Linked DNA regions of Homo sapiens: region 2 is linked to region 1. A link is an interaction called in ENCODE POLR2A ChIA-PET data of the cell type or tissue named here. Cell type or tissue: GM12878. All regions are shown on one strand. Each heading gives the region's core, and the rest is flanking DNA. Links, peaks and the distances in the headings are about the cores only.

Region 1 (16,092 bases), core at 4,464-12,463:
TGCTTGTTTAAGCATTAATTTGTTAGAAGGTAGTAAAGACATGGCTATGGGAACTAGGATTCTGGACTCCAGTCTCTGAAAGTTAGGATTCAAATCTCAGAGGAACTGGGGAATTACAAAAATATTCAAGCATGAGGGAACAAGGAAGGAGCCAACTACTGAACTAGCAGAAGAAGGCAGGGATTCGGTTAAAAAAGAAAAAAAAAGATGAGCAACTGACCAGCAAACATATTAAAACAAAACAATTCTCCAAACAAACAGCAACTAGCACAGTGATAAAATAGGAGAGAGAGTCCATAATTAGGGCTGCAGTTTACAGGAACAGCAGGATTATCAGCAGGGCAGGCTTGCTGCTAAGTCACTGAACCACCGGAGACTTGAGTAATTGGGATAGATTAGGTCACTTGACTTAGGGTCTATATCGTCTTCAGAGTCTAGGATGGGGGCAGGTAAGTGAGCTTAGTGACTAAGGACAGAGGCATAGAGGGGAAACAAGCAATCTAGTCCCAGGTACTCACTTTCAACTTAGGGTGGAAGTCAACGGAAAATGTATACTTACAGCAATTTTGATTGAACACCGAATTCTAGGAGATTTTCAGCCCAAGAATATCCAGAAGGAGTCAGAAATAGGGAATCTAGCCAGAAAGGAAATGTTAAGCACATCTCTATGAGTCCTACAAGCAAATGCCATTGGTCTTGGTGGGCAGCGATTAAGGCCAGAGAGATAAATAGGCTAGAGCCATCCAACAGTTTTTAATGGTTTCGGTGGGTCACAGATCACATTCAGGGATTTGGTGGAGGTGAGCTCTGACCTTAGAGGAGTGATTTGTCTTCTGCCCATTCTGTTCTGTGGTCACTCTAGAGCACACAGGTTTAAACTTACAGACAGAGGTAAGTCTGGCTATACTTTGGGATACATTAGAGCCATTCACCTATTCCTGTGTCTCATGGTCCTTCATTTTAGTTAAAAGGCTTACCTTATTTGAAACAGTATCAGTAGTCCCCTGAAATGTTTCTCCAGCTCTTCACTGGTCATGTGACTTCCTCTAGTGTTTGAGTCTTATACACAGACCTCTGAAGATACATTGAGAAGGGCTAGGCCTTCTGATTCATTCTTACAAGCATCTGTTTTTAAAAGTGAGCATTGTCTGTCTTTGGCAGTCCCTACTTTCTAATGGAGATTTTGCTAGAGAAATACAGAAACTTGTCATTTTATTTTGGATAACTACAAGAGGCAGTTAAATGTTCAGTAAGCTTTGGCAAGGACAACTTGTTTACGAGAAGACACTGTTCTGATGAAATGTACTACCACTGCTTTTTGTGGCTTACTTTGCTAAAACATATGTTTGCAAGAGCATTTTAGAGTGTTGGTAGGATAGTGTCTATATAATTACTTGTATTATCTTAATGGTCAGTTCTCTATGTACAGAAACGGGAGCTGGCTTTTTTTAAGACTTTTTTATATATATAGCCAACCAACAGTTAAATTGAGGCTCAAATGCTTCATCTGTATGGACCTTGAAGAAGTGTTAATGGAGATGGATTTTACTGCCTTTAACATCTGGTTCATTTTAGTATTTCAATATATTATTTTAAATTGTAGCAGAAAAACATGCTCATTATAGAAATTTTTTAAGGAACGTAAAGTTTCAAAAATGTAAATGATCTCTAATGCCATCACCCAGAGATAACCAACCACCTCTTCTTTCATTGTCTTCATGCTATGCCTATATTCTACTATTTTTTTTATTTTATTCAATCAACCAACTGTTTGTTGAGTGCTGGCACTGGACTCAGAATCATAAAAATAAAGGACATGGCCCATATCTCAAATAAATTTAATAACTCAGTCACCTGGTATCCCGAGGGCTTGTTCTCAAAATAATTCTCTGTCCATTTTGTGGATTTTTTCATTGAATGCATGTTTACTGAGCACCTGCTGTGTTCTGGGCACTATTTGGATGCACTACTACTTCCTAAGTCAGACTTGGAGAATTCCTAAGTTGAAGGCAGGTGCTGCTTTCTTCAGTGTATCCTGCCAACCCCTCATCTTTTATGGCTCTCTCCTTTGCTTATTCTCCACTAGAAACACTGACCTTATTGTTCTTTTTGTCTCTCTCTCTGGAGCATCCCCCCCACCTCCCCAGAAATCTACAAGGCTTATTCTCTAACGTCCTTTGGATTTCTGCTCAAATGTCACCTTATTAGAGAAACTTTCCCTCACAACCTATCAGAATATCACCACGTATCTTTCCTCTATCTGCATTCTGGTCACTACCCATCTCCTGAACTCAGTTTTTTTTAATCACATATATTAGGTGATTGTAAGTGCCTATATACACACACATATATATATATATATACACACACACACACATATATATACACATACATATATATACACATATATACATATATATACACACATATATATATATACATACACATATATATTTGCTGAGAAGGGGGCCAGATAGGATGCTTATGGCTTCAACCTTCACTTAACACAGGCTGAAAACTGTAGACTTATGATACTATCAAGATTTTGATGGCTGGGGAGCAGATCAGGATCAGAATATAAGTATGGTAGATTCTGTCTTGTTAATAAATAAATAATTTTATAGGAGAGGCAGAGTAGTGGTATGGTATATGAATGGAAATTTGTTTGCCAAAGGTGAAAATGTAGGAAAGTTTATTTGAATAAGGTAAAAAGAGAACAGACATGGCATCACTATTGGGATATATCACAGGAAATGCAGACAGATGGTAAATATACAGGTGAGACTTTCTGCAGAGAGATCTCTAAATGGGCACAGTGAGAAACAGCAATGAGTGAAGTCTTTAGATATCTAGGAATCTGTTGTACATTGTAATCAGCCAGAAGCAGAATATCTCATAAAGTCATGACTTACACTGTGGATTCTGTTTTCCTTTGGCTTCTGTGATACCACTTCTTTCCTGGATCCTCCCCTTGCTATCCTGATCAGTCTCTTTGGGGTTTTTCTTTGTATGTTGAGGCCTACAATGAATTTCTCTTGATCTGTTATCTTTTGGCTCCACCCACATGCCCTGGCTTTTCTCACACATTCCTGTGTTTTTAGCTACTACCTATGTTCTGATGATTGTCAAATCTATCACTGTAGTCCATTGTACCTGGCACGGAGTAAGTGTACAATAAAACCATCACTTGATTATTCAAAATTAATAAATGGGCTTTGTTGAGCTTCTACTGTGTGTCAGCTATTGTTGTAGGTGTTGGAAAAGTTTCCTGCTCCAATACAGTTTATATTATATACCCAACATACAATTAAAGACACAAAATGTACACATAAACAAATGAACAAAATAATTTCACGTAATAGTAAGTGCTCAGAAGAAATAAACTAGAGTGGAGTACTGACAGGTCTGGAGCTGGCATGTGGGTGGTAATCAGAGGAGGCATCTTTCAAATGCCATTTGAGCTGAAATGATGTTCAGGAGCCAGCCTTGCAAAGCAATTTGCAGGTGGAGCATATAGCAAGTGAAGGAGCCTCCAGACAGTATAAGCAGTGTATTGGAACTTGGTGAGGGAGGGGAGTGTGACCTCAGTAGAGGTGGCCCCTTCAGGTGAGTCCTGGGCTCAGCAGTTTGCCTCAGGAACCCACATCTTCCCATTGTCTTACCCCCAGCCAGCCTCACTTATTTTCCTTACTTGCCTGGTGCTTGTAAACATTTACGTTCATGTCCCTTTCCTGCTCTTGATAAATGGCACTGGCAGTTATCAAACCTCCATGTTTCACTTTACTTCCTGGCCTTCACATCAGCTGCTCTCTCTGCCTGCAACACCTTTCCCCTAATAGCTCTGCGAATGAAGATTTAACTTGGCATTTCATTCCATTCTAGAAAGCCTTCTTTGATCTCATCTATCTGGGTTACATGTCTTTCCTCTATACTCTCAGAGTACCATGTGATAACCAAGGCACAGAAAAGTTGAATAACTTGTCCCAAATCACACGACGGAGACAGGATTTGAACTCAGGCAGTCTAACCTTATTCTTAACAGCCTCATGAGGCGTGGTTGTAAGGAGAGTTACGTGGGTGATGCAGCCACGGCTTAGCACAAGCCATGACATTTAGAAAATACTCAATCAATGTTAGGTCTAATTACAGACACAAGCTCTGTTCCTGAGAAGCTTATGGTTAAATGAGGGAGCTAAAAGCCTAGTAAACAAATGAAAAAGTTGGGAGGAAACAATTTGAAATTCTAGAAAAATGTTTATTATAGTTTTTATTGTTTCTCTCATTTGTATCCCTTTCTATAAAGCACTTGCCACTAATAACAGTGATGATGAAATTCTTTGAAGAAGAAAATATTTGAAAAAGAGAAGGTCTTGTGGAAAAAAAATGATGAATTCAGTTTTAGACATGTTGACCTTGAGATACTTCTGGAATATCCAATTAGAGATGAGCCGTTGGCTGGACAAATGGCAACACAATTCACCCTGTTACTTAAGCATCATCCTTGATTCGTCCTTTCCCTCACTTCCACATCTAATTCAGCAACCGGGCCTTGTTGGTTCTGCTTTCAAAATATATCTGTAATCTGTCCTCTTCCCTTCTCTACCACAACCCTGATCCAGACCAACAGTATCTCCCTGTGCCTCGCTTTCTCCATCTGTAAAATGGGGATAGTGTTTACTTTATGGGATTGTCATGAGCCTTCAATAAAATAATTTATGTAAAACACTCAGCATATTATCTAGAACATAGAGGAAGGAGGCACCAAAAAATAGAGGACCAAGACTGTGTGGAGCCAAGGAATCAAAGGAGCAAGTATTTCTAAAAGAAAAACTGTTTATCAGAAGTTAAGAAGATTGGGAACTTCCAAACATGTAATATCTTGTTCTGTTAGGACATGTTTTCCTAAGAGTGGTGAAATAGAAAGTTGAACAAGGTTATTCTACGCAATCAGTTAATCAGAATAATGTATACAATTATCTCCAGAAAGATTGAGTCAACTGGAGTCTCTTGATTAGAAGCAACAAGAGTCAGCTAGAATCTGGTTGACTCAGATCACCTCTGTTGAGTCAAAAGTTTTTGTGCCAGGCCATCCTACAGGCTGCTGACCAATCTGTGGATTGGCTTTTTTTTGGGGTCAGTTACCCAATCCTGTTCAATCCGTGGAGACCAGAGAGGGGTAAAACAAAACCACCATGGTCGGCTAAGGCTGCTCTTGGGGCTCCAGATGGAACAGTTTCCCTTAGAAATGGCTCTTGGCTCTGGATGTGGCAGGCGTAGTTATGTTGAGGAAAAAAATGAGGTTTGAAGTCTAATGCCTGGTTTTGAGTCCCAACTATGCAGTTCCAGTTGGGACGAGCTGTGTACTGTGAATAAGTTAGTGTATTTCGCTACTGCTTGGCTTCTCCTTTAATAAGTAGATATGTTCTAAATGCAGCCGGGTGCGGTGGCTCCCAGCAGTTCGGTAGGACAAGGTGGGCAGATCACCTGAGGTTGAGAGTTCAATACCAGCCTGGCCAACATGGTGAAACTCCCATCTCTACTAAAAATACAAAAATTAGCAGGGTGTGGTGGCAGGCGCCTGTAATCCCAGCTACTTGGGAGGCTGAGGTAGGAAAATTGCTTGAACCTGGGAGGTGGAGGTTGCAGTGAGCTGAGATTATGCCACTGCACTCCTAGCCTGGGTGACAGAGCGAGAAAAAAGATCCATCTCTAAAAAAAAGATATGTTCAAAATGTCATAGATGTTTGCTTTGGAAAGCACTTTATAAAACACAACCACCCTGAATCATCCACGTCCTGAATAACCTTTTAACTTACTAAGACAAACATTTTTAAATGGAATTATTAAGTTAATTTTTAAAAACCCTTTGTTAAGATACTTTGCTAAAGTGGCACTACTCTCTGGGAATAGGATGGATATAATTTTCTCAGATGGTTTTCTGTTCTTTCAGAATTACAGGAGGAAGAAATTCCTTAATGCTAGTGAGAGATAATATTTGGCCAACTCAAGCCAGAACGGTCTACACATGCACAAGTCACTGCTATGATTTTAGTTCCTAAGAATTAGGTTGAAATGCAGTAGACTAGCCAAGACTCTCCTTTTTTAAGAAATTAATTATTTTTATTGGCAATCATTATATATACTTATGGTGTACAATGTGATATTTTGATATTTGTATATATTGTGGCATGACTATATCAAACTAATTAGCATATGCATTATCTCACCTTATTTTTTTGTGGTGAGACATTTAAAATCTACTCTCTTAGCAATTTTCAAGTACTGTGTACAATACATTGTTAAGGATCTTCTTTAAAGAAGCAAAATTGTATTAAGGAACTCTGACAAGAAAGTGGAAAGAGAATTAATAAAATGAGAGCAAGTTCAATGGGGCCAGAAGGTTGACCTAGGAGTCTTTCCTTCTATTCTTTTTTTTTTTTTTTTGAGACAGTCTTGCTCTGTTGCCTAGGCTGGAGTGCAGTGGCGCGATCTCGGCTCACTGCAACCTCCACCTCCCAAGTTCAAGAGATTCTCCCCCCTCAGCCTCCCAAGCAGCTGGGATTACAGGTGTGTGTCACCACACCCAGCTAATTTTTGTATTTTTGGTAGAGACGGGATTTCACCATGTTGACCATGCTGGTCTTGAACTCCTGACCTCAGGTGATCTGCCCATCTCAGCCACCCAGGGTGCTGGGATTACAGGCGTGAGCCACTGCCCCTAGCCCGACCTAGGATTTCCAAGATGTTCTCAGTGGTTGGGAATTTCTCCCAAAGCCACGCCCCCTTAGTAGGCCAGTCAGCTGAGGAGAGAGAACAGGCTGGAAGCCAAAGTATGGTATGAGGACTGCAGAGGTAAGAGAAAACAGTTAAATGCTGATGCACATTGCATGTTAATACACAGTCATTGCCTCCTGGAAACTATATTCTGGGATTTAAAGTGAGAATACCCCAAACTCACAGCACATGTTTTTGCAATCTCAAGGCTGACAATTGCCTTGCCATTGCAAAACTTGTGTTTCTGTGTCCTTTTCTCTCTTAACTAATTAGCCTGTGCATTACCTTGGCTTGCTTGAGAAACTACCTCATTCCCCAAGCTATAATATATAGCTGGAGTAAATATTTTTAAAAATAAATATTGAAAACTTTGTTCATTTTTTATTTTAAAAGAAGTCCAATGTTTTCTAAAGTAAAAACAATGAAATAATCAGGATTCTGGTCTCATGTGATAGAATTTATTAAAGAATATTGGTATGCCTGACAGTCTCTAGAAGTGCTGGAGAACTGAGCTTGGAGGCTGTGGAGCCTGGCACTATGACCAACATTATGCAACAGAAGTATTCCAGGAAGATATCAATGCCTCTGCCAATAGGCACTGACACCACAGCTTGTCTTACCTCCAGCCTGATGCTGGCACTGGAGGTGGCCACTAGAATTGTTATGCTTGCTGCTTCTGCAAAATGAATATAGCTTCTGTCCCTGCTATTACCCTTGCCAGAATGGACTCCTTGAGGTTCCTCCTTCTTTGGTCATGAGCTCTGGGTTCAAAATGTGAGGGGAATGCATCCAATCAGATGACTCAAAGCCACATGCCATCATCCTAGCTGCAAGAGAGGCCAGGCAAGCTAGTACTTAGAATGTTCAGCTTCTAGAGTGGGAGGTGGGCTCTGCCTCATGAGGTTTCTCATGCATAGTGAAGGGGCTTAGATGCTGGGGAGCCAAAAACATTAAAAATATATACAAGGTTTGTCTTCTGTTAATAAGCGCTTGATTTAGTTAATACAAGATACTTTGACACACAGCCTCTAATATTTCAGACATTTCCTTTATGGCTCTCAATTTTTGTTGGTAATTCCTGCAAGGTCCCCAAGAAAGTGATTCACAAGAGCCTTTTACCTGAATAATTTTTCTCAGGAATATTATGTAAATAGTATTTTTACTTCAAAATCTTAACATTTACCAGCATTAAAAATCAAGATATGTTTTTGTTGCACAAATATAATTGTTAATATATTGAATAATTAGCTATAAAAATAATGAATCAATTGGACACTTTTATATTTAAGATATGCCAAAATTACATAGCATTAAGACATGTATTGTCATGATAATATATTAAACAAGGAAGGAGTATCACAATAAATATTTTATTTATTCTTATATATTTTTTAGATTTCTGTCTGGACCTCTGACAATATACAGATGTAGTAAAGAAGATTCAATCTCTTTTTGTTGCTGGTGGACTATTTTTGTAGTCCAATATCTAAGACTAATAAGAAACTCTCTTATCAAAGCTACCTAATAGTCATTTCACAATTGATTAGCAATGCTAGTCGTGATGCAGATACATGCCACATGTAAAAATTTCTAATATCTATGGCCACTGTTTATTCTCTTCCAACTCCTAGTGTAATTAATTTAGAAGTTAGGAAATTTATAAGCCAGATGGGAATTAGACTATGCTCAAAAGCCCAGGAGACTTTTGTCTGTATGTTTTTGGTTGTTCCATAGTGAGACCATATTTTCCCCAGTGATGTTAATGAAGGGATGAGTGGCCTTTCGTTGGTGCTTACTCAGTCTTTGTCTTTCCTGTGAGTCATTATTGTTTTCTAGCTAGATACTGTGGCCAGCCCCGCTTTCAATATGTCATTTTCATTCATTTGGAAACTAAAGAGCTGTGCTTTGCACCACGTCCTTGATGTCAGCAAAGCCAGCTCTGTCGGACTAAAATGCAGAGACATGTTTGCAGCTAGTGCAAAGAGTTGCAGGCTGCCTATCTCAGGGAAACAGCTGCGTGGAGCATGTGAAAAGCGCTATTTAGAAGGGTTTGAGGGCTTGTATGCCTAGAGCAACTAGCACCTCAAGCCTGGCCTTGGTAAGAAAGCTGGCCTTCATCTTTGTGACTGGGAGTTACAGAATGTACCATGTAGGGGAGATATGAACTCCCTGTAAAATAGTGACATGACATATATCCCTAAGTGTCCCATGGGATGGTCATCTTATAAGGGATAAATGAGTTAATACATGTAAAACAGAAAGATTCTTGGTTATTAAAATGATCTAAGCTTTTCACATATGTTATCTCATGCAATCTTTATAACCACTCTATTCAGATAAGGAAACTAGGTCTAGAGATGTGACGTAAATTTCCCAAGGTCACACAGCTAGTCAGTGGCTGAGTTAAAATTCAAACTGAGTTCTTCCAGACAATCAGAGCCCTTAACCTTTACCAATGAACTCAAATTCAACACCTGGAATTATATTCTGTTAGTGATACCAGGGGCAAAGTACTGTAGTTGACATGGAAAGAAAAAAAAGTATGAATTAAAGAGAACTGTCCTGAGCATGCCCTAGTGTGATGCTCAGATAAAGGAAGGAGCCCCTGCTATACAGTTTGGAAGTTCCAGAAAGGAGACAGCTGAGCTATGTCCAGAAGCCATTTGAAAGTCTGATGAGGGATTCTGTTGACTTTTGCATTCTTCAGTGTATTTATACCCTTCCCCAAATTACTTCACTATATAAATAAACCTACAGGTGTGGGAAAATTGAGTGTGTGATAATTAAGATTGGAGACAAAGAATTAAAAAAGTCAAGATATGAAAACCCTTCAGTTTGTGATAATGATCATGGCACCTCAGTAGATGTCTAATAAATTGATGAAAACTTAGAGATTATCTCAGAATGTTTTGTATGTAAAGCACGGATTACATCAAACAGAATTAAAGCCTTTTAGATCATAATAAAAATAATTTATGGATGAATAATTTTAACGGGTGATTTGAAAAAACCTGGATCCTTCTAAGAAGAGACATGTGGTTGCATAAGACAGGAAGATTTACTGCAGTCAATTCTCAGAGGCCTCAGAGCTCTAGTTAGCATGGCCCCAGGCATTTTATGGTTTTTACAATCTATTTGCTTTTAACTATATCAGCTTCTAAGGGCTGGATATCCTTCCGGGAGTAATGCTGTAAGGAAGTTAGCGTTGTCCAAGACCCTAAGGCACTGCTGTTCAGAATCTGTCCTTAATAGTAACAGAAGTGTGTGATATAGTTTGAATATGCGTCCCCACCAAATCTCCTGTTAAAATGTAATCCCTAGCGTTGGAGGTGGGGCCTGGAGGGAGGTGTTTGAGTCATGTGGGTGGATCCCTGATGACTTGGTGCTGTCCTCTCAGTAGTGCATGAGTTCTTGAGCGATCTGGTCCTTTAAAAGTGTTTTGCACCTCCCCCCACTTTCTCTCTTGCTCCTGTCTTTGCCTTTGACATGCCTCCTCCCGCTGCACCTTTATCTTGAGTAAAAGTTCCCTTAGGCCTCCCCAGAAGCTGAGCAGATGCATCCTTCCTCTACATCCTGCAGAAGCCTGAGCCAATTAAACCTGTTTTCTTTATAAATCACCTAGTCTGAGGTGATTTCTTTATAGCAATGCAAGAACAAGTTAGCACAGGATGTCTCTGGACAAGGGGCGCCTCTGGGCAACAGGTTGATCACTTAGTGGGTAAGTGGGTAAAGGGTACACTTCGAAAAGTCTATGGTCTCCTAATTCCAGCAGGATTTCCTTTCTTGGACTCCAAAAATTGGTTAGTTGCTTCTCTGAAGTTTTCTCACAGCATTTTGCATGGTATCCCACTGTGACTCCCAGCAGGACTTTATGGTATAAGCTGGTAATGAAACCACCTTTGTAAAAATCATAACTGAGGAAATTATGACAGTGTAAGAGATCAGACTTAACCGACTCCATCTTGCTTCTGACCTCTAAGCTGTCCTTGTTCATTCCTGGGCGTAGGCCAAACTAGCCTTGGAAAGGAATTTATAGTTTAAACTCTGAAACAAAATTGATAATAGCCCTTTCCCGAAAAACCCCTTCTTGCCTGGGGACCAGTCTGCCTTTGTAAGACTAACAAATTAGCCACAAAATTAGAAATTATGCCATGCCATACAGCCTCTGGCTGCAAGAGTCTGAACTTCCCCAAATTGCTCCTGGGAATAACATCGCTGTTGTAAAACCTAAGATCAGTGCTTGAGATATTTTGCAGACCCTGCATTCTTATGCAGCAGATGATGACACCACCCAGACCTACAAATAATCTGGCTCAACCAGTTCTGCAATCCCACCCAGGAGCAGAAGTCAGCAAGAAAGAACTCACTTCGACCCCCTATAATTTCATCTTCAACCCAGCCAATCAGCACTCCTCACTATCCGAGCCCATACTCGCCAAATTATTTTTAAAAACTCTGATCCCTGAGTGCTCGGGGAGACTGATTTGAGTAATAATAAAATTTGGTCTCTTGCACAGCTGGTTCTGTGTAATCACTCTTTCAACATTACAGTTCCCCTGTCTTGATAAATCGGCTCTGTCTAGGCAACGGGCCAGGTGGACCCATTAGGCGGTTACAGTAGCTATGGTTTGGATCTGTGTCCCCACCCCAATATCATGTTCAATTGTAATCCTCGCTGTTGGAGGTGGGGCCTGGTGGGAGGTGATTGGATCACGGGGGTGGTTCCTCATGAATAGTTTAGCACCGTTCCCTTGGCGCTGTTCTCATGATAGTGAGTGAGTTACTGTTAGATCTGGTTGTTCAAGTGTGTAGGGTGGGCGCGGTGGCTCACGCCTGTAGTCCCAGCAGTTTGGGGGCTGAGGTGAGCAGATCACAAGGTCAAGAGATCGAGACCATCCTGGCCAACATGGTGAAACCCCATCTCTACTAAAAATACAAAAATTAGTTGGGTGTTGTGGAGCGTGCCTGTAGTTCCAGCTACTCGGGAGGCTGAGGCAGGAGAATCCTTGAACCTGGGAGGTAGAGGTTGCAGTGAGCCGAGATCGCGCCACTACACTCCAGCCTGGCGACGGAACCAGACTCCATCTCAAAAAAAAAAGTGTGTAGTACCTCCCCACTCCTTCTCAGTCCTGCTCTTGCCATGTAAGATATCTGCTCCCTCCTTGCCTTTTGCCATGAGTGAAAACTCCCTGAGGCCTCCTCAGAAGGAGATGCTGCCATGCTTCCTGTACAGCCTGTGGAACTGTGGGCGAATTAAACCTCTTTTCTTTATAAATTACCCAGTCTCAGACATTTCTTTATAGAAATGCGAGAATGGACTAATAGAGCTGGTTTACTTGTTCATTTCTTTTCTGGAGGTGTGGGCTGCCAACATTCACTAAGGTATCTCCACTGCTTTGGCACCTAGCAGGCATTTGATAGATAACTGTAGAATGATGGATGTTAAGCCATATAGGAAGAGGAAGTTTTTAAAAGGCCATGGGAACAGGGTGATCTCTAATTGCAGTTAGCACAGCTGTCCCTATGAGTTGTTATTTAAAATTCCTTGCATTTGAATTGCAATGAATTATGATATACATATTTTATACCGTTATTAGGTTCAGTTCAGAACCCACATTTACTGTATGCTGGGCCCTGTGATGAATAAAACATCGTTCTTACTCTTAAGGAGCTGCCATTCTAGTGGGATAGAGCGAACCTAAATAAATAACTATAACCTAATGTCATATGACCAATGGTAAAATTGCTTCCTATGTGTCTGAATCTGTTCTAAGTACTGTGTATTCTTTATATAATTTAATTTGAACAATCCTATGGGATAGATAGTATTACTGTCTATCAGGAAAGTTTGCATATCACAAAACTGGGACCCAGAAAGATTATATACATTGTTCAAGGCCACATAGTGACTAAGTGGTACATCCAGGAGATGAACTCAGATGAATTTGACTTTGGAAAGCAAGCTAGAAACTGTTGCACTCTACCACTCCAGTACAGAAGAGGGAGGGAGTACTTTGGGGAAGGAGGAAAAGAATAGAGGAGATGCCAGCAGGCATCTAGGAGAAGGTGTCCTAAGCAGTAATTTGAATGATAAATGGGAGTATGCCAGATGGATGAGTTGGCAAAGGAAGGGTAAGAAGGAACAGCATTTGCAAAGACATAAAAAATTGAAAGACAGAGTGATCAGGGAAATGGGATAATTAAGTACTAAGTAGAGCATGCAAGGAACAGAGTGGGTGAAGAGGTAGACAAAGATCATGTCAGGGGAATTAGAACATCCTCAAAAGTCAGTAGCCTTTGGCAGAATCTGCCCCTTAGCAGGAGGTTGCAAATGAGTAGAACTTCGATTTTCATCACCTTGCTGTTCAGCTCCTTGATGGGCACGTAATGTCTGCAGGGGCCTCTGGACCAGGAGGACCAATACTGGGGACTAACTGAGCTGTACAAAGCCTGGAATTTCAACAGAAAAATCATGGGTTTGTAAAACAGCTAAACCTCACTTAAATTGCAAACTCCATGACTGTTTCTGTCTTATTCATAATCTCTGGTACATAGCATAATATTTAATACATAGTGGACTCTCAATATATTTCAATACATTTATTGCATGAATGAATCAAAGAGCAAGACTTAAAGGCTTAAGAAAAATAGAAGAAAAGCAAGAAGAGATGGAGATATGAACTTAAGAGACAGCAAGTAAGGGCTGGAGTAGCCATGTTGCCTGATAATGGTGAGGTAGAACTTTTACTGTGAATAGGGCTGGGAGAACCCAGAGAAGTCAGCAGGCTTCTGGGCTGTAATTTTGACTTACCCTTATTAAGAAACAGGAAGCACACACAATTTCTTTTAGGGTAGTGAAGACTTTCCTAGTCCTGTACTCTTTTTCTCTCTCTTTTTGTTTTAAAGAAATGTTACACTTGAAACTTTATGTAAGGAGTAGTCATTAATGAGCCCACTGATTTTTTAATAGGAAGTTAAATAGTAAATTTTCTATGACTATTTCTTGCAGATTTTGTTGATAGACATCTCATTTGACAGTTTGATTTGATTCAAGGCTATAATATAGGACCTAGAAGAAGAGAGGTATTGCATGTCATAAAAGAGAATTTCTAAATAATACCACTCTCAGGAAGGCTGATAGAAGCCGGGTAGGAGGTGGGTAATGTTGAGGTTGCCTGCACCATCCAGGGACTGATTCATCAGTGGTCTCTGTGGCTGGTTGAGATCGAACCATGCTTTGAAAATAAAAACAGTAGAGGTCAGATTGTCATCCTATTATTAATATATAAAATCTTTCAGTACATCTTGGATGATTAATTCTACCTCTACATAGAAATGGATCAGAGAATCATAAGTACAGCATCTATGAGATGTGGAAGGTGGGGTTTGGGGGACTATTCTTCCCCATCTAACTTTTCAGAATAAAAACAAATAAATAAAGAAGTAGAACCATCAAAAGCACACACATCAGTTAAGTAAGTTGTAAACAGATCTCGAGATTCTATACTCTGATGCCGCACACAAAAAATATTATTTTTCCCGTCATTAAGAAGGAAACAATGACCACAAAAAATTATGAACACTTCGGTAGAACTCTATCAATAATGACAATTATTAATAGAGCATCATGTCTTCTTAGCCAATGTCCTGCCTGCCTGCCAGAATGATGTGCCTTCATAGTATCACTTACACAGCTTTATATTACCAGACACAAATACTCCTTCTCTCCTAACTTGTACAATATTTGTTAGTTATGGTTTCCTTTCTGGTAACATATATATATATATGTATAATATATATGTATTTTATTTATATATATGTATAATATATATGTATTTTATTTATATATATGTATAATATATATGTATTTTATATATATATATATATTTGGGTTTTTTTTTTGAGACAGGATCTCACTTTGTCACCCAGGCTGGAGCTCAGTGGTGCAGTCATAGCTCTCTGCAGCCTTGAGCTCCTGGGTTCAAGTGATCCTCCCACCTTGGCCTTCCAAAGCACTAGAATTATAGGCATGAGCCACCGCACCTGGCTAGTAGTTCATATATTTGAAAATGATATCAAAGCAAACATTTTCCTTTTTTATCTAGCAAAACCATAAGTCACTGACTTTTTGAAATTCTTTATTTTTCTTCCCTTCTTTCCCATCACAACCTCTTCTATTTCAGAATTCCTGGAGAATGTGTCCCAGAGAAACAATTGTGACCTCTCTCACATTGTTGGTCACAGACTGTAGAATACATGCTTCGCCTTCTCTTTCACTATTAAGAAATCAATGATATTGCCCAACTCTGAAAAGTTATTAATCCAAAGGTAACATTAAAATTTTCCCAGGAATGTATTTTAGATCTACTCTAACTTTCATTCATTCAATTGTTAGTTTCCTTCATTCAACAATTATGCTGGGCAAGATATTATGTTAGGAACTCAGAATTAAAGATTAACAAAGGACAGTCCTTTCCTTAGAGTCTGTGGTTTAGTGAGAAGATAAACATTAGCAACAAATGATGACTGTGATATACAACAAGGTCAGAAGGCCCTGTAGGACCATCAAGAATGAACTGGTAGGTTCTGCTGAGAGAAATCAAGAAAAGGCCAAGCGAGGTGGCTCATACCTGTAATCCCAGCACTTTGGGAGGCTAAGGTGGGAAGATCACTTGAGCCTAGGAGTTCAAGCCCAGCCTGGGAGTGAAGGGACACCCCGTCTCTACAAAAAATTTAAAAATTAACCAGGCATAGTAGTGTGCATCTGTGGTCCCAGCTCTACTCAGAAAGCTGAGGTGGGAGGATTGCTTGAGCCGGGAAGGTTAAGGCTGCAGTGGGCCATGTTCATACCACTGCACTCCAGCCTGAGCAACAGAGCAAGACCTTGTCTCAAAAGAGAAAAAAGAAAAGTTTTCTGGAGAAGAAAACATTTATATTTAATTTTGAAGACTGAGTTAGAATTTATTTGGTAAATAATACAAGAAAGAGCATTCCAGAAAGGGGGAATATCAGAGGTAGGAAATCATGGTACATCAGAGAAAAGGCCAGTATATCATAATGGTGAAGACAAAAGTCATGCATTCTGGCAATGGGGGAGTTGTGAGTCAGCTGGAGGGGGTGTTTGGAGCAACATCAGGAAGGACTTGAACTGCCGTATTTGCCAACAGGGAGTTTGAACTTTACCTTGCAGACCATAGGAGCCACTCAAAAAGTTTAAGCAGGGGAAAGACAGTATAAGCATTTAATTTAAGAAAGAAGAACCTAGCTTCAGTTTAGAGGCTGGATTAGATATAAAACTAGATTAGAATCTAGCTTCAA
Region 2 (16,092 bases), core at 5,084-13,083, 77 kb after region 1:
TGGGTGCTGAGTCTTATTCCAGAGTTCAAATCACAGACCAAGGAGGCCAGAATCTCTGGCTTGTGACAGATCTTTAGGTTCCAGATAGAAAGTTTCATACTTTTGTGGTCTACTTTGAATCCAAGGTTACTTTCTCTTTTTAAGGAAAATACATTGTGCTTTTATATTTTAGTGCCCTTAAGTTCTATTTCAGTTTGCTTTTGCCCTGAGCATAGTGACAATGCAGCATATTTCTCACTATTCTTACTCTAGGAAAAGAAAACCGTGGCAGCAACCTGGAGATAGTTTCTTTGCTTTGCTTTTTTTTTTTTAGATGGAGTCTCACTCTGTTGCCAGGCTGGAGTGCAGTGGTGCAATCTTGGCTCTCTGCAACCTCTGCCTCCCAGGTTCAAGTGATTCTCCTGTCTCAGTCTACCGAGTAGCTCGGACTACAGGTGCGTGCCACCACATGCAGTATAGTTTTTTGTATTTTTAGTAGAGACGGGGTTTCACCGTGTTGGCCAGGACGTTCTCGATCTCTTGACCTTGTGATCTGCCTGCCTCGGCCTCCCAAAGTGCTAGGATTACAAGTGTGAGCCCCATGCCCGGCCACCTGGAGACAGTTTCTAATTGGATGCAGTCCTTCTGAGAAAGGTGAAAAATGACCCATTTTCTAATAGTGGGCTTAACAAATAATAACCAGCAATGTGACATGACAAATAGTTTATTTAGAATAGGAATAATAAATAGAAATAATAATGAAGGATGTATGTTAAATAAACATAGTAGCTAACGCATTACTGATATTTAATGGATACTGGAGTATGAAGGATGATAAAATGACTGCTGTTGCAAGGTATGCCCCTTTTCTGCCTCTAAGTGTCCTCTGCTGATCTAGGAGGGTCCTTCCTGTTGGATCTACTCCATTGTCTGATAAAATGTGCTTGTGCTTAGCTTGTTGAGCTCCTGAGTATGTGTATTTCCAACTTCTATTAGGCACATTCTCCTCTCCATTCTAGCTGGTAAAAAAATAAAGCATGATAGCTCTTCCCAGACATAATAAAAGATAATGAAATTGAATAAAACAATCAATTTTGATTCCCTATTTGTTCATTTGCCTAGGATCTTTTTTCTTTTTCTTTTTGTAGGTTTGTTCTGTATAGCTTTAGAGGAATTTCCTTCTTGGGGAAAAAAAATCCCAGTAGATTAACACATTCATAGAGCTGAAAGACTATTTTCCTTTAAGCATTATTCAAAAGAGACTAATTATCTTTAGAGAGCTGGGAGAATTTGCAATGACCTTTCAGGCTGAATTTGTGGTGGCTTCACAGGAAGATTTCTGATTGCTAAGCTATACCCATCTAATTTTTAATTTAAATAATTTTCTGTAAAAGATTAGAACGTGATTCATTTCAAAACATCATTACAGTTGCTCCTAGGCTAGTTTCAATTGTGTATCAGAACTGGATGCTGCTTTAAACATCCATCGGCTCCATTTATTTGGTTTTGTTTCTTGTAAGTATAGAATTTAAAAGAAAAGTGCTAATATTTGGACATATTTTAAGCACTGAAGCTTATTCTCTGTCATCATAAGTAGGAGAAATATTGAACATCAGTTGGGAAGGAGATACTGGATTGCATCAAGTTCAGAAATGACAATTTTAATAAGCTTAGTTTGTTCTAATTGTTTTAGATGACAGCAGCTAAGAGAAGTCTTGGGATGGTCCTCTGAGGACAACATCTTAGATATATTTGAAAAACAGAGGACACACAAGTCCAGGAACAATAGGAGGCCTTCTGTCCCTTGACATTCTTCTCTGCTAATCGTGTAGTTTACACATTAGAAAAGGATTACTTTTTTTCTTAACTGGAAGTGAAAAGAACAGAGAATAAAAACTTTAAGTAATAAATCAACACCTGAAAAAATGCTAACACTGAGACAGTGTGGTGCATTACTAGTGTGTCATCAAGACCAAATGAATTAATTCATAGAAAGTACTTAACACTGTGCCTAGCACATAGTGCTGCATGAGGGTTGTTAAATGTTATTACTTTGATTAAAGTAAACCCTGTTTGCTTTCAAAGTCAGCCACTCATTAGGAAATGGGAGCTTAGGTATAGATTGAGGGTTGGTTTGGGTAATCAATTGTTAGAGCTGTAACTATTTGGACCATAAAGCTTTGTCTTATTTCATCTCTAACCTGGAGACTTACGAAGGAGCCTTCTGAAATGATTGACATGATCTATTCTTTCCCATGCTAAATAATTTCTTCTGTAATTTGAACCTTACTTTACCTACATTTTTTCTGCCTTTTACTTTTCTTGGCATATTCTTAAACAGAAGAGAGACAAGACAGTCAAAATGAATAAAAGAAGTAGTCATAAGAAAAGAAGGGACCTGTTAAGTAAGGAAAGCAAATAAGCTTATGCATTTTTCTCTGATAATTGACTTAGAATTATATCTCATAAGTTTTCATATATAATGTTCCATTATAATTAATATCTCAATAGTCTGCAATTGCAGTTTTTATTTCCTCTTTGACCCTAGAGTTACATAAACTTACTTAAGTACATTTCATTTCTCTTTTTCTTTCCCTCCTTCCCTCCTTCCCTCCCTTCCTTCTTTCCTTCCCTTTCTTAATTTCCAACTAATTGGAGATTCTTGTGGTTTCTTTATGATTATCTCTAATTTTTTTCATGTGGTTAGATATGGTCTGAACTATTTCAACATTTTGAAATTGTTGAGACTTACATTGCTACCTAATATAAAATTAATTTTCATAAATAGTCCATGGCAGCCTGAATTTACATTACTCTCTATGAATTTGGCATTTATAAATCTATTAAAATAATTTTATTTATTTTGAACTACCCCATCTTCTAGGAATAAGGCAATGATGTTAATTTCTTCATATCTACAGTAATTTATTTTGAATTTTAAAGATATATTTATATATGATTGCATGTTATTTGGCACATAGGTTTATGATAGATAAAATTCATTGTGAATTGTCACTTCTTAACAAAAGTTGCTATTATATTTAATGCTTTCTTCTTTGATTTCTACTTTGATGTTTGTATGGAAACCTTTTTTTGTTGTTTTCTTTTTTTGCAGTGAATATCAGCAGATTATGTTTTTATTTCACCATTTATCTTAACTTTTCTGAACTACTTTATTTCGAATATATATCTCCTCTAGATAGCATATACAGACTGGGCGCGGTGGCTCAAGCCTGTAATCCCAGCGCTTTGGGAGGCTGAGGCGGGCGGATCACAAGGTCAGGAGATTGAGACCATCCTGGCTAACACGGTAAAACCCCATCTCTACTAAAAATACAAAAAAATTAGCTGGGTGTAGTGGCTTGCGCCTGTAGTTCCAGTTACTCGGGAGGCTGAGGCAGGAGAATCGCTCGAACCCTGGAGGTAGAGGTTGCAGTGAGCCGAGATTGCGCCATTGCACTCCAGGTTGGGTGACAGAGCGAAACTCCATCTCAAATATATATATATATATATATATATATATATATATATATATATATATTTTCATACATACATATCACACACATATATGTAAAATAAAAAATAAAAATAAAAAGAGATAGCATATACAGTCATGTGCCACTTAATGACATTTTGGTTAACAATTAATTGCATATATAATGGTGGTCTCATAAATTGCAATGGAGCTGAAAATTTCCTATTGCCTAGGGATGTCATAGTGCAACATATTACTCCAGTGCTTGTGGTAATGCTTGTATAAACAAACCTACTATGCTGCCAGTCATATAAAAGTATAGCACATATAATTATGTACAGTGTAAAAGACTTGATGCTAAACGACTGTGTTACTGGTTTATGTATTTAGCACACTATGCTTTTTATGGTTATTTTAGAGTATACTCCTTCCATTTACAAAAACCAAGTAAACTGTAAAGCAGCCTCAGGCAGGTTTTTCAGCAGGTATTCCGTTCCAGGTATGTTATCATAGGAGATGACAGCTCCATGCATGTTATTGCCCCTGAAGACCTTTCAGTGGGACAAGACGTGAAGGTGGAAGACTGATATTTATGACCCTAAGCCTGTGTAGTTCTAGGCTAATGTGTGTGTGTCTTAGTTTTTAACAAAAAAAAACTTAAAAAAGTACAAGTAAAGTAAAAAGTTAAAAAAAAGTTTAAAAATAGAAAAATGTTTACAGAATAAATATATAAACAAAGAAAATATTTTTGTACAGCTATGTAATGTGTTTGTGTTTTAAGCAAGGTGTTATTACAAAAGAATTAAAAAGTTAAAAAATGAAAACATTTATAAAGTAAAAAAGTTACAATAAGCTAAAGTTACTTTATTATTAAAGAAATTATTTTTTTCATATGCTTATTGGCCGCATGTATGTCTTCTTTTGAAAGGGCCTGTTCATGTCCTTCACCCAATTTTAAGGGGTTGTTTATATTTTGCTTATAAATTTGTTTAAGTTCCTTATATATTCTGGATATTAAACCATTGTCAGATGCACAGCTTGCAAATATTTTCTCCCATTCTGTAGGTTATCTGTTTATTCTGTTGATAGTTTCTTTTGCTGTGCAGAAGTTCTTTAGTTTAATTAGGTCCCATTTGTCAATTTTTGCTTTTGTTGCAATTGCTTTTGGCATCTTGGTCATGAAATCTTTACCAGATCCTACGTCCAGAATGGTATGTCATAGATTTTCTTTCAGGGTTTTTATAGTTTTAGGTTATACATTTAAGTCTTTAAACCATCTTCAGTTGATTTTTTTAATAGAGTGGAAGGAAAGGGCCCAGTTTCCATCTTCTCCATATGGCTAGCCAGTTATCCCAGAACTATTTATTGAATCGAGAGTTTTTTCCTCCCTGCTTGTTTTTGTCAGGTTTGTCAAAGATCTGATGCTTGTAGGTGTTTGGCCTTATTTCTGGGCTCTTTATTCTGTTCCATTGGTCTGTGTGTTTGTTTTTGTACCAGTACCATGCTGTTCTGGTTACTGTAGCCCTATAGTATAGTTTGAAGTTGGGTAAAGTGGTGCCTATGGCTTTTTGTTGTTGTTGTTGTTTGGTTCTTTTTGCTTAGGATTATCTTGGCTATTCAGGCTCATTTTTCATTCCATATGAATTTTAAAATAATTTTTTCTGATTTTGCGAAGAATGTCATTTGTAGTTTGATAGGAATAGCATTGAATCTGTACACTGCTTTGGGCAGTATGGCCATTTTAACAATGTTGACTTTTCCTATTGATGAACATGGAATGTTTTTCCACTTGTTTGTGTCATGTCTGATATCTTTGAATAATGTTTTGTAATTCATCTTTCACCTCCCTGGTTAGCATATTTCTAGGTATTTTATTCTTTTTGTGGCAGTTGTGAATGGGACTGTGTTCCTGATTTGGTTTTCAGCTTGGATGGTGCATTAGAGAGATGCGAATCAAAACTACAATGAGGTACCATCTCACATCTGTCAGAATGGCCATTATTAAAAAGTCAAAAAGAAATAGATGCTTGTGAGGTTGCAGAGAAAAGAAAATGCTTATATCCTGCTGGTGGGAGTGTAAATTAGTTCAGCCATTGTGGAAAGCAGTGTGGCGATTTCTCAAAGAACTTAGAATTATCATTCAACCCATCCATCCCATTATTGGGTATATACCCAAAGGAATATAATTCTTTCTACCATAAGACACATGAACACATATGTTTATTGAAACACTATTCACAAAAGCAAAGACATGGAATCAACTTGCATACCCATCAATGATAGACTGGATTAAAAAATATGATGCATATACACCATAGAATACTACGCACCTGTAAAAAGAACAAGATCATGTCATTTGCAGCAACATGAATGGAGCTGGAGACTATTATTCTAAGAAAACCAATGTTTTCTTAGAATACATTGAATACGTAATATATTAGAATACGGAACAGAAAATCAAGTACCGTATGTTCTCTCTTGTAAGTGGAGCTAAACAATGAGAACACATGGGCACAAACAGGGGAACAATAGACACCAGGGCCTATTTGAGGGTGGAGGATGGGAGCAGGGAGAGGATTAAAAAAATTACCTATTAGATATTATGTTTATTACCTGTGTGACAAAATAATCTGTACACAAAACCCTTGCAACACAAGCTTACCTCTATAACAGTCCTGCACATGTGCCCCAAAACCTGAAATAAAAGTTAAAAAAAGAAAGACATATTTAAAAATAAATTTAGTGTAGCTTAAGTGTACAGCATTTATAAAGTCTACAATACTATAATGTCCTGGGCCTTTACATGCACTCTTCCAGATCACCTTTCAGTCCTGAAATCACCTCCATTTGTGGTAAGTACCCTAAATGAGTGTACCATTTTTTATCTTTTATACTGTAGTTTTACTGTATCTTTTCTATGTTTAGATATACAAATGCTTACCATTGCATTATAATTGCATACAGTATTCAGTACAGTAACATGTTAGACAGGTTTGTAGCCTAGGAGCCATAGGCTATGCCATATAGCCTGGGTGTGTAGCAGGCTATACCATCTAGGTTTGTGTGAGTACACACTATGATGTTTGCACAATGACGAAATTCCTAACGACACATATCCATATCATTAAGCGACACATGACTGTAGTTAGATTTTGTTTTTTGACCCAGTATGAGTCTTTTCCTTTCAACAGATGAGATATTCCCATTACATTTCTTTTTATAACAAATGTTTATTACTTCTCTTATCTCATTTCATGTTTTCTGCCTTTCTTCTGTTTTGTTTATTGTCTTTTTTGATATATGACCTGTGTTTTTTTCCTTTAATTTTCTTTTAGTAATTCTGTGGATAAAAAACCGATATTTTGTTTTGCTAATAATTAAATCTTTAGGTTCAAACTTTCTCAAGTTATTAATATAAACTAATATCTAATGACTACCACCTATGAAGATAAGGAATTTATCAAAAATAATATTTTTTTCCCATTTCTTAGGTTTCTATTGGTATACTCTGGAAGTTTTTTTCTAGATAGTTATTGAATTGTTCAAACATCATTTTTGAAAATGCATTATCTTTTCTTTTAATAATCACATTTGTGTCTTGTTTCTCACCTTGTTTGCCAAGTCATTTAGATTTGATTACATGTTTTAATTCATACATCTGGCCTTTCATCCCACTGTGTCTTCCTCTGTGACTTCTTTATTTGCATCTCCTGTTTGCCATTGGTACGTATCTTTGGGTCATTTTTCCAGAGAGAATACATGGGTTGATACTTTCTGAGAATTGGCATATTTGATAAGATTTTCCTGCTATCTCTGTATGAAAAGGATGCTTTACTGACATAAAACTCTTGAGTCAGGCCAGGTGCTTTGGCTCATGCTTCTAATGAGCACTTTGAGATGTTGAGGTGGGTGGATTCTTGAGCCCAGGAGTTTGAGACCAGCCTGGGCAACATGGTGAAACCCCGTTTCTACTAAAAATACAAAAAATTAGCCAGGCATGGTGGCGTGCCCCAGTAGTCCCAGCTACTTGGGAGGCTAAGGTTGGAGGGTCACATGAGCTCAGGAAGTCAAGGCTGCAGGGAGCCCACCTCTGCTCTCTAGCCTGGGAGACAGGGAGGGAGACCCTGTCTCAGAAAAAACAAAACCAAAAAACTCTTGAGTCATAACTGTTTCTTTTAAAAAATTAATGTGATCCCATTATGTTTTTGGCATTTAATGTTTCTTTTGGCATTAAATTTCACAGAGAAGATGGCCAATTCCAGACTGTTTGTTTGTTTGTTTTCTCGTAGATAACCTGGAGAGCTGGATGTTGCTGGAGAATATCATTTGCTCATTCGGCAACTTGAATAGTGTAGAGAGGAAATTGGGGTTGCATGTGGGTCAGAAAAGAAGGGATGTTTGTCACTGAAGCTCTGTTTTCTCTCTTTGTAGAGATTATTGCACCAGAGGCCAGTATTTTTATATCCAGTTTTCTGTTCAGCTGACCTCTAATCCAAGTGCACAGAATGGGTACAGCTTCCTCTGGGATGTTTCCTGGGGCTTTTATCCACCAAATTGGGGAGTGTCCTGTCATTGTGGAGTGCTGTCCCTTTAATTTGGGAATACATTTGAATATATCAGAAGGAAATGGCCAGTTAGGTCAAATTTTGGATGAGAGAAAACTCCTGTGGCCGGCAGAGTTTCATTGGTGGCCCTGCTCCAATATACACTGCGGTTAGTGTCAATAGCAAAAGCACCTCCATGGGGAGTGGTCTTCATCTGTCTCATGGTCCTTCTTGCCTTCTCAGAGTGGGATTGAGGGTCCTGCCCCGCTTCCCCATTTTAGGAAAGTGCTCCCTCATGTCAGTATAACCCTAGGGCTGCTATTGAGAAACTGGGCAGGTGGCACACTGAGTTGCTGCAGAGTTTTCTGATGTACCCACAGGCTTGCTTCTTCTGCCCTGTCCCTGTAGCCTCTGACCTGTGGCTCTGTCTGGTCTACTGCTCACCCTCACCTCTTGCCCTCATTTCTCATTATTCAGGATTGCTGGTGATACTTATAAAGATTTGCTTAACTTCTTACTGCACTGCACCACTTCCAGAGTGGGAAAACCAGAGGGGGCTTTCAGTGAGAGCTTTTGATCTTGTTTCACCTTTGCTTTAATCTTCCCAGTTTATAAGATGTTGGCAACATCACTTACTCTCAGCACTGAAACTTTGTTCCAGTATTTTACTTTTATAATTTTGTCTGTTTCCGGGAGAAGGATTTGAAACAGACCTGTCACTTCCCTTGGAATTCAAGAGATTACAGAGAATTCTGCATAAATTGCAAATTTTGCATTTCATTTCCTTCTTAAGAATCAAAACACCCAAGTCACTTGATAAAACTTCTTTACCGATTTTTCTTCAGGTCACTCTCAGCATGTGGCTCAGCTCGTTCATTTTTCAGTTGATTCATATTAGCTTCCTTTGGATTTGTCCCCTGAATTTGAAGATGCTTCTTTTGTGAGGCCTATTGCCCAAAATGCTCTGACCACAACCACTCTGGAGGAGTGGGGTTCGTGCCTGAGGGAAAGAAAGGAGAGTAATTGCAGGGAGTAGAAGTGCTTGCATCCACCCTTATCCCTGGGCCACTGTCGGGTAGTGGCTGATAGACTGTAGAGACATCAATTATTTGGATTGGCCTCACTCCACGCTCTCAGTGATCCAGGCCACATCTCTTACTCTCTTACAGACACAATTTATTTTTGTAGATAATCTCTGGCAAAATGTTACTTTTTTGGCTTTGCTGTGCCCTTGAGAGTGCTATTGGGTATCTTTCTCCATCCATCAGGTAATTAATACCCAAAAAGGCAAACAAATCTTAAATATAGTTGGGAAGATAAATCTACTGCAAACAATAATGTTAGAATATAAAAGTGAATATACAGGATTTTTAGATTATCTTCCCTGTTGCCCATTATTGTTACCATAGATGATGAGTTGACTCTAACAGTGTGGACTGTATATCTGTAATTCCTCACCCTATTCCTTAAGTAAATCCCTTATTGAAATGATTTTATATACATTTCCGCTGCTTTCCACCTAACACCTTAGCTGTCTTTTCGAGTGTTATCTTTAAACCATTCCTACTAAATGAGATTTAGACTTTGAACATTATATATTTATATCATCTTTTTAAAGCTTTTTTATAGAAAAAGTATGCATTCTGATTTACTTTGTAAGGACTTCGAGTGATGTCCTTATTTAGAACATTTCCGTTTCTTTCTGACATTTACTAAGCTGTTAGAGAAAACTGATGAGCATAACTTGCTGTCTTCAAGTTACATCAGTTTTTTAGGGAGTTGAATGAGAATACATTAAACTTATTTTTAGAATGTTCCTTTTTATAAATGTATCATGTACGTCATACAGGCTTAGCAACCCCACTAATGTGGGAAGTGAGCATGTCAGATATTACTCCCTTTGCACGGTCAGGCTTAACCGAACTTAGAGAGGGCGATAGGGAACCACTGAAGAAAACTCCAAGTAATACAAGTAGTGGTATTTATAAACCTCTGAGTCAATAATGATTCAGCACTGAAGTACCCTGCTAAGGAGACTGTTTGGTTAAAGTGACATTGGTGTGAAATTAAAGCTGAGAACATTTGCAGTTCTTGTTTGACATTGTGGATATTTGGCACTGTGAGTAGGTAAAACATTTGGTATAAGGCCATTTTACTCTAGAATCATTTGTGTAACTCTTCACAAACTTGAAAAACAAACTTGCCTTCATAGATTCTTCCTCCCAGTTTTTAAAATATTAAAAACGGAAAAAAGACATCCTGCTTAAGTTCATTTAAAATTAAAATTAGATATCTAATTAGATTAAAAAACAGGATTAGCATTTTACAGGATTGGCATTTACTTTATGCCAGACTCATTACAATTACATGCTGTTGGTCTTACAATACCCATTTTACACATTATGAAGCTAAGGATTAGAGAGGTTAAAAGCCTTCTGAAAGTAACATAGCCACTGAATAATTTTCAGTCAAGATTCAAACTCAGGTCTTTGCTGTCAGACAGACCCAAATTCTCTACCCCAAGCTGCCTCCTGTGGCAAAAAGAAGGGAATTGCCATATTTAACTAGGCCACGTCAAATGAGCCAAACTTCCAAATTCAACTTGCGTTTCAAGTAAACTCCCTAAAATTTTAATTGCTAAATGATGGAGGTAACATTAGAAATGGTTTTAAAATTTTGGAGGATAAAAGCTTGATGTAAATGAAGGTGAAACATGTCTATCTTTGGCTTGATATTGGTAAAATTATAACCTCCAATTTTCATTCTTTTTTTCTTTAGAATTTTTGAAGACAGATTCAGGTCAAATTTGTCAGATTGGTGATGATTGCCAAATGTATATTTGAGAATCTTTCTTTCAGAATGACACTGGAATATGATGAGCTTCCTTAGTAGAATATGTGGGGGACCAAGTATTCAGGATTATTCCCTCAGTTGGCAATGTGAGGACAGACTGTACCAAGGATTTTGGAAGGCTTAGAAATACTCAGGCTCAGCAACAGTTTGCAAAGCAGTGTGTTCTTCCAACTGCCCCGGGGCGGGACTCTGCATAATGCAGCCCCCATCCCTCCAGAGAAAATCTGGCTCCTTGAATAACTGGACCATTTGTATTGCTGGCCAAGGTGAATTTGCGGAGAGAGAGAGAGAGGACTGCAGAAATATTGCATTGTGTCTTTTCAGCATGGAGAGTCCTGAGAGCTGCAGAAAGCAAATGTCAGAGAACAAAGCCACACATGTCTGGGTTCACAGAGTGATACATCATTTATCAATCTATATATTAATTTATTTGGGGGTCACAGGATGGCCAACTTTTTATTTTTCAGTTAAGAACATTAAAAAAACCCTACTATCTACTATCATTTCATGAAAGAAATGCTACTTTAAATCTAAAAAGAGGAAGGATATCATATCAGAATAAAGAACAAACTTTTAGATGGAATAGATGTAGCTTCATTAAAAACTCACTCTATTGCACTTATCTCTAATTTTTCTCAGCCTGCTGGAACTATGCCACGGATCAGCACTGCCTACAGACTGTTGTCTGACAATCCCTGAATGGGAAGCAATTTGAAACCAAACATGAGTTCTAGAACTTTAATCCACTCATCAGATCTGAGGGAAGTCTTGAAAAATATGTGCTTTCCAAAAAAGCAGCCTGGGCTTGGTGCAGTGGCTCACACCTATAATCCCTCCTATAATCCCTGAAAGGCTGAGGCAGGAGAATAGCTTGAGTCCAGGAGTTCAAGACCAGCCTGGGTAACACGGCAAGACCCTGTCTCTATGAAAATAAAAAAATTAGCCAGGTGTGGTGGCACATGCCCATAGGCCTAGCTACTCAGGAGGCTGAGGTGGGAGGATCACTTGAGCTGGGAGGTCAAGGCTGCAGTGAACCGTGATCATGACACTGCATTCCAGTCTGGGCCACAGAGCCAGACCCTGTCTCAAAAATTTTTAAAAATTAGAAAATTAAAAAGCAGCCTGGAACAGGGTCTGGTACATATTGTGTGCTCAAAAACATTGTTTAAACTGTAGAGAGACGAATGCCAAGTCCTAGGATTGAATCTAGGGAGTGGGCCCATTCAGGGGACAAAGAATTCCTCAAGGCCTCCCTTCACAGCTCCTCAGCCTCTTCGCCCCACTGGTGTAAAGCACTAGCGTGTGGGGGCTGCAGCCTGAGGATCAGAAACCTTCAGGAACCAGATGGTCTCCACTGGGGGTCCATGTTGGAAGGGCCAGTCTGGGCTGGGCTGCATCAGTGGTGCCTGCACATTCCCGCGGGGAGGTCCCCAGGTGTCCTCTGTGCCACTCTCTACCATGGTGGGCCTTGTGATTTTGTTGCTGGGCTCTCCGTGGGCCACAGAGGCATCAGGATGTGATGACGAAGAAGATCACCAACTTTTAAGACAGGCAGACCCGGTTGGAATCTTTATAATTAGACTTAATACCTAAAGGCGTCCTTCTCCTAAGAATAATACCTGAGTATCAAAACATAAACATGGCCAGCCATCCCAGAATAAGTAGAGGAGGAATAAATAAAAATACAAATGTTATATTATGGGCTGGGTGTGGTGGCTCATGCCTGTAATACTAGCATTTTGGGAGGCTGAGGAGGGGGGTGGATCACCTGAGGTCAGGAGTTCGAGACCAGCCTGGCCAACATGGCAAAATCCTGTCTCTACTAAAAATACAAAAATTAGCCGGCATGGTGGCGCACGCCTGTAATCCCAGCTACTCGGGAGGCTGAGGAAGGAAAATCGCTTGAACCTGGGAGGTGGAGGTTGAAGTGAACCGAGATTGCACCACTGCACTCCAGCCTGCATGACAGGAGCGAGACTCCATCTCAAAAAAAAAAAAAAAACCCACAAAAATTATCCAGGCATGGTGGTGTGCACCTGTAATCCTGTAATCCCAGCCACCTGGGAGGCTGAGGCAGGAGAATCACTTGAACCCGGGAGGCAGAGGTTGTAGTGAGCCGAGATCGCACCACTGCACTCCATCCAGCCTGGGCAACAGAGTGAGACTCTGTCTCTAAAAAAAAAAAAAAAGCTATATTATGAAAGTGATCATTCAAATAACCCATTATATAATCAACGTTCGTGTCAATTAAAAAAAAGATTTCTAGTGGGTTTTGCTTTATCCCTTTCATAAATGGTGTCTTTATGTTTTATAACCTTCCCCTTTGTCCTGATTAATGCTTTAATCTTAAATGCTGTGTTGGCCAATAATTGTAGTAGTGTTGTTTTCTTCTCCTTCCTTTCTTTTCTTTTTTTCCTTTCTAAAAAATATGTGCTTTTCCTGATATCCATTTACCTATTTTTAACATTAAGAAAACACTTTAAGTGTGTTTTGAAATCAAGATACATCTGATTTATTTAGTCTGAAAATGTTTGTCTTTGAAAGATGAATTCAGTTCATATTTAATTTAATAACGGATATATTCGATTTTGTTTATTTCATCTTACCTCATGTATATTATTTATTTGACATTGTTTTTCCTTTTCTTCACTTAATTTTGGTAGATTCATCAAGGTACTATAATTACATTTTCCTTATTAAATTTAAAGATTCTACCACACTTTCCCATTCTTCTAGTGAATGCTTCCCCATTCTGTTCACTCCTGTTGGACCACTGATTTCTCTGCGACCAAATGAAAACAAGATGCCAACTATCTCTCTCACTCAAATAGCTTTATTTTCTCACTGCCCTCTTCCACCTTTATAATGCTTTCATTTCCCTATGCTTATCTAAGATGAAACCTTAAGAAAATTTGTACTTCCCTCTCTACTTACTCCCTCCTCCCTTCCCAAGATTTTGTTAAATAGTTTAGTACTTTTAGACATTTTTAGGTTTTCTCCTGTAGAATGCTTCTTCTATTTGTATAATCATTACTCAGCACTTATATTACAAATTCCCAGTCACTCTATCATTTTCAGTTTAGATTTCAATATGGGTATGCCTAAGTGGAAAGTTACACATACACACACACATAGAGAGATAGAGACTCAAACTCATGGCTGGTTCCTCACCTCCTTGTGCCCTACCAGGGACTCTGTTCAGGTTCATATTTTGCTGTCCTAGAGCCCTTCCTGAAGTATTTCCTTACATGGAATATGGCGGTGACATAAGCCTCAAATCCTTCCATATTTGTGAGCACCTTTCTTTCACCTTGGCAGGTGCACTGCGGCTCTCTCAGCAGAGGGTAGGACTTGAAGCTGGCGTCCTGTGTTCTGTAGCTGTAATTCTTCTGTCTTCTGTCTCCTGTGTTAGTCCAATTTATGTTGGTTCTTTCCTTTGTGTGTAACACAGTTTTTATGCCTGACAGCCTACAAATTTTGTGATGTTCGAATTTAGGATATCTACCAAGATATAACCAAGTATTTTTTAAAAGACAATTTTACCCCATAAATTTTGCCTGGAACTTGATGAGCACTTCAAATTTGCAGAATTGAATCTTTCTTAAAACCAGGGAAAATTTCTCCTATTATTCCCTTAATTAATGCATCCCTACATCTGTTCCTTTCCCTCCTTTGGAAGTCCTATTATTCATAGGTTTGGTCTCTTCATCTGTCCTCCAATCCCTTTTCAATAATTTCTCTCATATTTCCATCTGTTTGTGATTTTGCTTTCTGCATTGAGCTATCTTTTTGCTTGATCTTACAGGCCCATATTCAATCCTCAAAGAGACTAACAACTCTTTCAATTCATCTGTGTAAACTGTAAAGTTGAGCAAACAAAAACCCTCTTTGAATTTCAGAGTCTTTTTTTTTCACATTGGGACTGAATTTCTTTAAATGCGATTGTTGTCATTATTATTATTTTATCTCATTCAAAAACTACAGTTGCCACCTCTCTTCTTTAGTTTATAAGAAGTTCCAGTTTATAAGAAGCTGCCTGTTTTGGGCATTCTGCTTGCTTTTTCCTCTCTCTGGTTGCTAGGTCCTGTGGATGCTATTGTTACTTTCTTTTTTCTATGCATGGCTCTATTCACCCATGGGTTATAAGCCGGCAGTTGAAAATGCACTTAAGTGATGGCAAAGCCAGGGGGAAGCAGTGGTCTGTGCTCCTTTGAACTGGTGATGTACTTCCTGGCGAGTGGTCAGTCATTCCTCATGGAAAGGCCAATGCATATGTTGCCGGTCAGGAGGTTCTCCTAGATAGCTCTGCTCCAAGCAGTGACTCAGGCATACGAGTCCCTTCCGTCTCGTGGATCTTTAATCCTTTGGGATCTTCTCATGATTCTCTGTGGGATCTAATAAGCATGGTAAATTATACGCGTTATAGAAAGTTATAAATGCTGTTAAAATAGAGCAGGATGAAGTATTGGGAGCATGTATGGGCACACTTGCCGTTTAAATAGGGGTGGTCAGGGTGGCTTTATTAGGAAGGCGGCAATTGATCAAAATATCAAGGAGGATTGAGCCATAAGGATATTAGAGGCAAGAGAACAGTAAAAAGAACAGCCAGTGCAAAGCCGCTGAGGTGAGAGCAAGCCTGGAGTATCCGAAGAGCAAGCAGCAGCCAGTGTGGCTGGAACGGAGTAAATATGGAGGAGAGTAGTAAGAGATCATGTCAGAAAGGGATGGAGGGCCTGATTAGATAAGAGACTACTGCTATAATCCTGGCAAGAGGTAGTGGCAGCTCACTCTCTGAAGGTAGTGGTGGAACTGGTGTAAAGGTGTCAGATTTTAGACATGTTTTGAAGGTAAAATCAAAGGGATTTCCTGATGAATTGGAGGGGAGAGTGTGAGATAAAGAAAGAGATTAAGGATTTTATTTATTTAACCTACATGTAGCATTTACTATGTGCAGGTATTGTTCTAAACATTTGACAAATGCTGACTCATTTTATCCATACCACCCTTAAGGGATATTATTGTCCTATTTTTAAGATTAGGAAATTGAAGCATAGAGAAGAGAAGTAGTTTTCCCAAGGTCACACAGCTAGTATCATATCTAGGATTTGAATCCAGGCTGGCTAGCTCCAGAGTTCATGATCTTAACCACCACATTATATTGCCCTTCATGTGGGGATTCTGCCAGTTGCTGAGAATGTCAACTCCAGTGAAAACATAAGGCACTGCGGAACTAATCACAGT

Evidence for each region. Peaks named below come from ENCODE experiments on the same cell type or tissue, not always from the same donor. Only the 100,000 strongest peaks of a DNase experiment are listed, where the experiment ranks them.
Region 2: POLR2A ChIA-PET joins it to region 1 with 13 read pairs; 2 of 35 experiments call an interaction of 5 or more read pairs at or near these places.

Annotation. Positions count from the first base shown.
Region 1 is chr11:110,070,605-110,086,696 of GRCh38, reverse strand. No RefSeq gene overlaps it. Among named protein-coding and RNA genes, the nearest start is that of ZC3H12C, 15 kb to the left of the region's middle. RefSeq lists enhancers at 8,452-8,501, 8,802-8,971, 10,060-10,354. In GM12878, for the core only: no CTCF peak of the experiment used is centred there; a DNase peak (open chromatin) is centred at 8,656; H3K27ac peaks cover 1,459 bases.
Region 2 is chr11:109,994,052-110,010,143 of GRCh38, reverse strand. No RefSeq gene overlaps it. Among named protein-coding and RNA genes, the nearest start is that of ZC3H12C, 91 kb to the left of the region's middle. In GM12878, for the core only: no CTCF peak of the experiment used is centred there; a DNase peak (open chromatin) is centred at 9,963; H3K27ac peaks cover 1,622 bases.